3 separate regions of the Homo sapiens genome follow, and all the other regions are linked to region 1. A link is a loop called in an ENCODE intact Hi-C map of the cell type or tissue named here. Cell type or tissue: endothelial cell of umbilical vein. All regions are shown on one strand.

The links. Peaks named below come from ENCODE experiments on the same cell type or tissue, not always from the same donor. Only the 100,000 strongest peaks of a DNase experiment are listed, where the experiment ranks them.
Region 2: a loop joins it to region 1, with 2.5 times the contacts of the local background. A loop is called at or near these places in 7 of 110 quality-filtered maps.
Region 3: it touches region 1 in a loop (4-fold over the local background); 17 of 110 quality-filtered maps call a loop at or near these places.

Annotation. Positions count from the first base shown.
Region 1 is chr1:243,842,160-243,844,659 of GRCh38, reverse strand. It overlaps AKT3 (AKT serine/threonine kinase 3), which reads left to right. Exons shown (of 14, transcript NM_005465.7): 2 at 1,378-1,535. The coding sequence starts at 1,490. Among named protein-coding and RNA genes, the nearest start is that of AKT3, 6.8 kb to the left of the region's middle. In endothelial cell of umbilical vein, no CTCF peak of the experiment used is centred here; a DNase peak (open chromatin) is centred at 1,319; H3K4me3 peaks cover 208 bases; H3K27ac peaks cover 1,713 bases.
Region 2 is chr1:243,761,155-243,763,654 of GRCh38, reverse strand. The region is part of intron 2 of AKT3 (AKT serine/threonine kinase 3); the gene reads left to right. Among named protein-coding and RNA genes, the nearest start is that of AKT3-IT1, 32 kb to the left of the region's middle. In endothelial cell of umbilical vein, no CTCF peak of the experiment used is centred here; no DNase peak of the experiment used is centred here.
Region 3 is chr1:243,791,055-243,793,554 of GRCh38, reverse strand. All of the region lies in intron 2 of AKT3 (AKT serine/threonine kinase 3), which reads left to right. It overlaps AKT3-IT1 (AKT3 intronic transcript 1), which reads left to right. Exons shown (of 2, transcript NR_046761.1): 2 at 1-350. Among named protein-coding and RNA genes, the nearest start is that of AKT3-IT1, 2.1 kb to the left of the region's middle. In endothelial cell of umbilical vein, no CTCF peak of the experiment used is centred here; DNase peaks (open chromatin) are centred at 624, 964, 1,474 and 1,734; H3K27ac peaks cover 1,572 bases.

The DNA.
Region 1 (2,500 bases):
AAAAATTTTTTTTAAAAATTAGCTAGGCATGGTGATGCCTGCCTGTAGTCCAGCTCCTCAGGAGGCTGAGGTGGGAGGATTGCTTGACCCCCATTGGAGGCTGCAGTGAGCTATGATTGTGCCACTCTACTCTAGCCTGGATGATGGGGGGAAACCCCATCTCAAAAAAAAATTTTTTTTGGATACTGTAAATAGGAAAGCCTGTTGTGTTTTGTTATTTGCATTGTCTTCCCAAGAGCTCCATGCCAAATTTGTGACGTATCTTTCCCAAGTATGTATGCCTTTACTCTGACTTCTTTTTATCTTAAGGCAGTATAGTTTTGGAATGCAGGCTCTGGAGTCAGACAGCCTGGGTTCAGATCTTGGCTCCACATTTACTAGGTGTGTTGAAATTGAGCAAGTTGGTTTATCTGTGTGAGCCTCAGTTTCCTTGTCTGTGAAATGGAATTAATAGTATCCTCATAAGGTTATAAAGATCACATAAGAATAATAGATGTAAGTACCCGTAACAGTTCTTGGCACATCTTGAGTACTAAATATTTTTTTCTACTTTCATATTCCCTTTGTTTCACTTTACTTTATAATAAGTACATAATATGAAATCAATTATTTTTTAATCTCCTTAAAATATTTCTTGGAACAGGCAGAGTAAGAATACGTAAATGATGAGTTCTTGGTACGTTGTATTTTATATCACTTAAAGTATTCACGACTGGTTGTGGTGGCTCACTTCTGTAATCCCAGCACTTTGGGAGGCTGAGGCGGGTGGATCATGAGGTCAGGAGTTTGAGACCAGCCTGGCCAATATGGTGAAACCCCGTTTCTACTAAAAATACAAAAATTAGCAGGGCGTGGTGGCGCACACCTGTAGTCCCAGCTGCTTGGGAGGCTGAGGCAGAAGAATCGCTTGAACCTGGGAGGTGGAGGTTGCAGTGAGCAGAGATCGCGCCACTGTACTCCAGCCTGGCGACAGAGTGAGATTCCGTTTCAAAAAAAAAAAAAACAAAAAATTTACAATTGCTTCTGAAATTACAGGGATTTAGGGCAATTAACTTTCATTCTCTTCCCTCTTCACCTCAAATACACATCACCAAACAAATTTTCTCTATTATTTGGGTAGGCGTGACTGGTTTTCTTAAGACTTTTTTGTTGCAACCTCTTAGGTTAAAAGTTTCACTATCATTTGAAATTGGTCACAAGACTAGGGAAGTGCTTTCATTATAGAACTATTTAATAAATAAGTTCCCCAGTTTGAAGAGCCAGACTTTTATGTGAGGTCAGGCCAGTTGAAGACATTTACAAAGAATTAGTTGTTTGTTATTGCTCTGTGAGTTGCAAGAATGGAAAAAAAATTCTTTCTTCAATACTTCCTTCCAGGCTGAGTCATCACTAGAGAGTGGGAAGGGCAGCAGCAGCAGAGAATCCAAACCCTAAAGCTGATATCACAAAGTACCATTTCTCCAAGTTGGGGGCTCAGAGGGGAGTCATCATGAGCGATGTTACCATTGTGAAAGAAGGTTGGGTTCAGAAGAGGGGTAAGTGCTCCGCAAACCAAAAATAATACGGTTGGTAAGAGTGCTAGCAGTGAGTGGTGTCTTAGAAGTTGATCTTTTTTCTGATACTGTTAAACTGTGTCATGCTATGTCTAGTAAGAGAGAAATGATATATTTAACGTGTGTTAGGAATTTGCTTGTTATTAAGGGATTTTTTTGTAATTCTTGATTTTGAGCATTTATAATCTAGTTAAGTTAGGTTTGACTTTCTGGTATGTTGTGTGTAGCGTGTTACAGAAAGTGTTGTATTTTTCTGTGGTGTCTACAGGTTCTGTAATCTGGAGAGATATCTTTAGAATCATTTAATATATGTAAAAGTACGATCCTATATGCATTTAATCACATGTAAATATATAAATAAGAGAATTAAGCCAGTTTGAATGGTTGTAGGGGAATGGCTTAAAGTAGAAAAGGGGAAAGGGTTCACCCGCAAACTCATGGATTAATCCCATAAATTTGGTAAGTAAAGTCCTGACGTAAAAGGCCAAATGAGGACAAGGATTTTTTGTGTGTGTATGTTTATGTTTAATTTCGTATTTTTATTTTTCATCATCTAGGTTTAATACACCTTGTTCACTCCTACTTTAGATAAATAACTTAAGCACATTATTATTTTTTATTATTAAAGGAAGAACCCTTCGATGTAAAGCGGTTTATCATCTGTGAGATCACCTGCTTATGTGGTCAATATATTTATTAGAAATTTAGAGTTTAGATTAGTTGCTAGGCAACTACTGTTTACCCACATGGCCACGTCGAGTAGGATGAGGACTGTTCCATTCTCAGAACCTTTTAGTTCCTGTATATCTACTTTATGGTTACAAGTTCCCTCCTAATATTGATTTTAATATTTTTTGAAGGTCTGTAGTAAATACCTATCCTGAAAAGCTGTTGTCATAGTTAAATGTGATTATGGATTATTTTTTAAATGAGCCTTATTAAGTCGT
Region 2 (2,500 bases), 81 kb after region 1:
TTTTGACATTGTTCTAATCGTTTTCATTTAAATTTGAGTATGCTATAGAATTTTGATGTGTACATCTGCTCTGTGACTCCTTCCTTATTTTAAATCTGTTGCAAAATTTTCCCCAATCAGTTGGCATGCTTTTAAGCCAGTAGTGATAAACAGATATCCATGAAGGGCTGGTAGAGTCTTTTGTCCTGAATGGGTTTTGAGCTCAAGCCTAAAGTAAATATTAAGGTGAACTTCCAAGTGATTCACAGTAAAGCACTAGCTTCTCATTCATTGAATATAATTGATAAAGTTTGTATTATTACATAGTTATGATAGGATTTTAAAGACAGCAGGATTCTCTGAAATATAGCTTACCAATTGGAAAATTACTTTAGTGTGATGTATTCTGAGGCTGTAAAGTTTATATCATTTTTAATTGATAAAATTGTTCTAAGTTCTTATTAGAATCTTGAGAAACAAAAATTCTACTGAGTAGGCTGTTTATTCACTTTTTAAAAATGTATGCGAATTTCAGTAGAATAAAATGATGATTTAGAAATTGGTTTTAGTTTATTAGTTAACAGTAGTAAAATAAACTTTATATTGTTTTTCTTTATTAGAGTAATAAGCCGTACAATTTTGTATAGCTAGTAGGCAATACTTAATGGAGAATGAGGGGATAATTTTTCATTCAGTAGAAAAATTTGATATTTGATTTCATAGTTGAGTAATTATACTTAGAAATATCAATTTTTTGCTTTCATAAGTTGTTAAAATATTTTCTACTCAGATAAGTCTGTCTTTATGTCATAAAGTAAGTAAATGACAGATATCAGATCCATAAGCCAACATTAAAATTCACTATAATATACTTGGCCCTAATCCTGAAAGCTCTGGTTCGTTCTAGAAATGTTTCTGGAACAGTGAGTACATGATTTTGGGAGATTAGAAGATTTACATTTTAAATACAGTGTCAATGATCTTTACCTTGCCATGCATAAATTGTGTTGCCAGATGTGCTTAGGTCAATGTTTTAACCATTCACATATCCTGTTTATTTTATGAAATTATTTCATGAGTCTTGAAGTGGGACTTATGATTGAAACGAAGGGTTTGAGAGAAAGTATGTTAATAGTCTTATTAATAGTACGGAAAACAGTCCGTTTGGAGCATGATGCGCTCTGTCACATAGAAACAGTTTTTGGATGCTTTCATAGCCATCTGTAGAGGGTGGATCATTGATTATACATCAGTCAGATAAAAAAGATAATTTTGACATTATCTCTTCTTCCTGAAATACCTTGCTTCTGAAAAATGTGTGTTAGCTTGATCAAATTATTACAAAGGAGTTTCAAAGGGGGTATTTAATAAACATATTACATAGCAAATTTATTGTCTATGATTTTTAGTATTTTCTGTTGACATAAATTTAGGAACAGATGATCAGCAATCTAAACAGAATAAATGATTATTTTTCCCCTCTAGGAATGAAAGATAACTTTAATAAACATAATTTAAGTATCCATTTCACATGATTTAGTCACTAAATACATGCCAGAAATTCTTAGACACTCAGAATTCCTAAGAAGATATTAAACGTATTCTTCAGAAATTTGGGGGTAACTGTAGATGTTTTTATTCATTTACAGTTGCCAGGTATCCTGACCAAAATGTGTTATTTTGACGTTTAGAAATTGTCCTAGCATCCCAATTTCTTATGAGGTACTCAGTTTGGATTAGTGACAGTGCAACGTTGAGACAAGAGAGATTCCAGGATAAAGGAATCAAAATTCTGTGCCTTTTTGCTTCAGTAAGAAAATACTTATTATATTTCTTAAAATGTGTACATATTTTTTAAAGTACATTCATCTTTCCTTAAAAAATTTAACATCATTAAGTTAATAGTATCTCTTCCCAGCTAACAGTTACTTCTTATTAAATATCCAACGTGGTGCTATGGGCTTTGCTTGTAGTTGTCATTTAATGTGTTTAAATGGTTAAGGGTAAAGTAACTCATGTGAGTGGGATCATACAATATTTTTCCCTTTGTGACTGGCCTATTTCATTTAGCTTAATGTCTTTAGGGTTCACCCATTTTGTACCATGTGTCAAAATTTCTTTTTTTAAGACTGAGTAATGTTCCATTGTATGTATATGCCACATATTGTTTATCCATTTATCCATTGATGGTCTTTTAGTTTTTATTTGTGCGAAAATGCATTCATTTTTTCCATATTTTTAAAGGATGTTTTTACTGAGTAAGACAGTTCTAGGTCAGGGTTTATTTTCTTTTACTCACTGAAGATAAGCATTCCTCTGTCTAAATTATGATATTTAGCTTGTCCATTGAGTCTTTATTTTTGGACATCGTATTTTTCAGTTCTCAAAATTTGTTTCTCTTCCAAATTAGACATGTCTCTTGTATAGTTTTATATTTCACTGAGGAAAATTTCAAGTTTGGCTTCTGTTTTCTTGTACATAGAGTAAATGTAGTTGTTTCATTTACACTCTGTGTCTGATA
Region 3 (2,500 bases), 51 kb after region 1:
AGATCCTCTCACTTCAGCCTCCCATAGCATGTGGGATTATAGGTGTGAGCTACTGTGCCCAGCTGTTGTTTTCAGTTTTACTCTTCTGTGGTATGTGGTAAGAGGGAGCATTTGTTTTCTAGAGCCTGCAGCATGTGTGGGTCAGTTGAAAATGTATAAAAATTTTGAGTTACGCACGGTGGCTTGTGCCTGTAATCCCAATACTTTGGGAGGCTGAGGAGGGAGGACTGCTTGTGCCAGGAGTTTAAGACTAGCCTGGGCAACATAGTGAGACCCTGTCCCTAAAAATATGTAAAAAAAATTTTAAAATAAAAATTTTGAAATGCAATTTGTGTCTTAAAATTCTGCCTTATTTATTTGCAACGTGTGTTTCTTGTCATGTATTTGCTGCTGTATGCTGGTAGAAAAAGCATAGAGAGTGGACTCAGGCAGTCCATGCTCTAGCCTCCTGTTCTACTCTGAACTAGATGTGTGACATTGTAAGTGCTGCTGCTTCACTTCGGGTGTTACTCCTGATTTGCACAGTGAAAAGTGTTTTATTACAAGATGATTTCTAGAAGTTTGTTTCTGTTCTGACATTAGATGACCTGTGATATGTGAAGCTTAAGACATCTTTTTTCATTACTGGGTTTATACGGGGTGTTGAGGCTTGTGATACATTTACTGTTATAAATTCATTTTAATGTGTTTGGAGGACTTGAGATGATTGGAGATTATTAGATTGATAGCTGATGTTTGGCTTTATTATTGGAAAATAGTTCTAGCTACGAAACCTGTTTTTGAGTGAAAGTATGCTAGGAATGGCCATTGCTTTTCTTCCTACAGAGATAAGTGATCTCTTGGTGTTGTACACATGAAGCTCTCACCTTTATTTTTAAAGTCATGGATTTTACCTTGGCTCCTATAAACTCTTCTCCCCTCCCCCATGTAGCTGTAAGCATTCCTACTCCTAGGATGATTTGGAATGTGTGTGTTTCAAATCATGTTTAGTGATTGTAAGGCTAATCTCAGCTTAATTATCACTGCCAAAGGAATCCTCTGACCCCCAGGGCCAGATCATGTTGTTTGCTTTCATGGTATATTTTTCCCTTTTCATAGTCCGGGTTATATATATAGATGTATAATTCCATAATATCTTGTCAGCAAAACTGGAAGCTCTGGGAGGGCAGTGACTGTATCTCTTTTGCTGACTTTTATCTATAATGTCGGGCACATGATTGGCAGCATTGGAGACATATTTTTGAGTTAAGTGAATAAATTGTTTCCCCACAAATAATAAATTAATAGAAATTTAATGGTAAAAGCTCAAAATGTTTATTAGAATCATGATGGTAGCCTTTGTTATTACCAGTGAATTTAAAAGGAAAGAATAACCAAGGTGTTTGTATAAATGACTTATTATTGTTTGTGCAAGAACAGTGAACGTTCCCTAGTACAGGAAGCAGCTTTAAAAAACTGCTGGCAGAACTAAGAAGTCAGACTGTCCTTGACCCCTAGATCAAATGTTTTTGAGCCTGAGTTTCCTTAAATCTTCTTCAGTTGAGAATAAACATTTTGACAAAATAGAAGATTTATTCTGTTAATTTTTGGTCTTCATAAACCTAACTAAATTTGCTAAAACAACAAAAACTTTCTAATTTTTACTAGTTTTGTTTTTTAAAAAGTTTGTTTCCTTTTAAGTGCATAACACTTTAAAATGAGCTCAGCTGTATTAGCAGATAAACATGTTGATTCATTTGGTCCAGAGCTACTGAATGAAGCTTGCAGGAGCACAGTTTGTTCTTTATGCCGCCCAGGGGCAGAATGTTTCTCTTCCTCTCCTCCTTATTGAGAGAAGGGGACTGGAATAAGTGACTCCTCTTATTTAGGTTTGCCTGAATTGTTGACGAGGGAAGGGGGCAAGATTTCTTCACCATTTATCCTTCGTCTCATTTAAATTCTGTTCATTAACATAAAGTATATGCACTCATACTGTGATATACATGTTGAATTATTAGTGTCATATATTTACAGTTTTTACAAAACCATTTTACTTAATGCTCTGGTTTGAGTAATCTGTTGTTTAAAGGTATAATGAATCAGAGTTGTTTTTAGGCGTATTGCGTTTTTGAGGATGGACTTAATTTTGGAAGCAAAGAGAAGTATGTTCTATCCAGTGGAGTGGAGTTGAGATAATAGGTATGCAGTTCGCCTCTCATACCCATTGTGGGTTCTGCATCTGTGGTTCTATCAACTGTGTGTCAAAAATACTTGAGAAAAAAAAAAAAGAATGGTTACGTTCATACTGAACATGCATAGACTTTTTCCCCTTATTTTCCCCTAAACAATACAGTGTGACTATTTATATAGTATCTACATTGTATTAGGTGTTTTAAATAATCTAGAGATGATTTAAAGTACAGGCCTAGCTTGTTTTATTGCACTTTGCTAATACTGCATTTCTTACAAATTGAAGATTTGTGGCAACCTTGAGTCGAGCCAGTCTATCAGTGCCATTTTT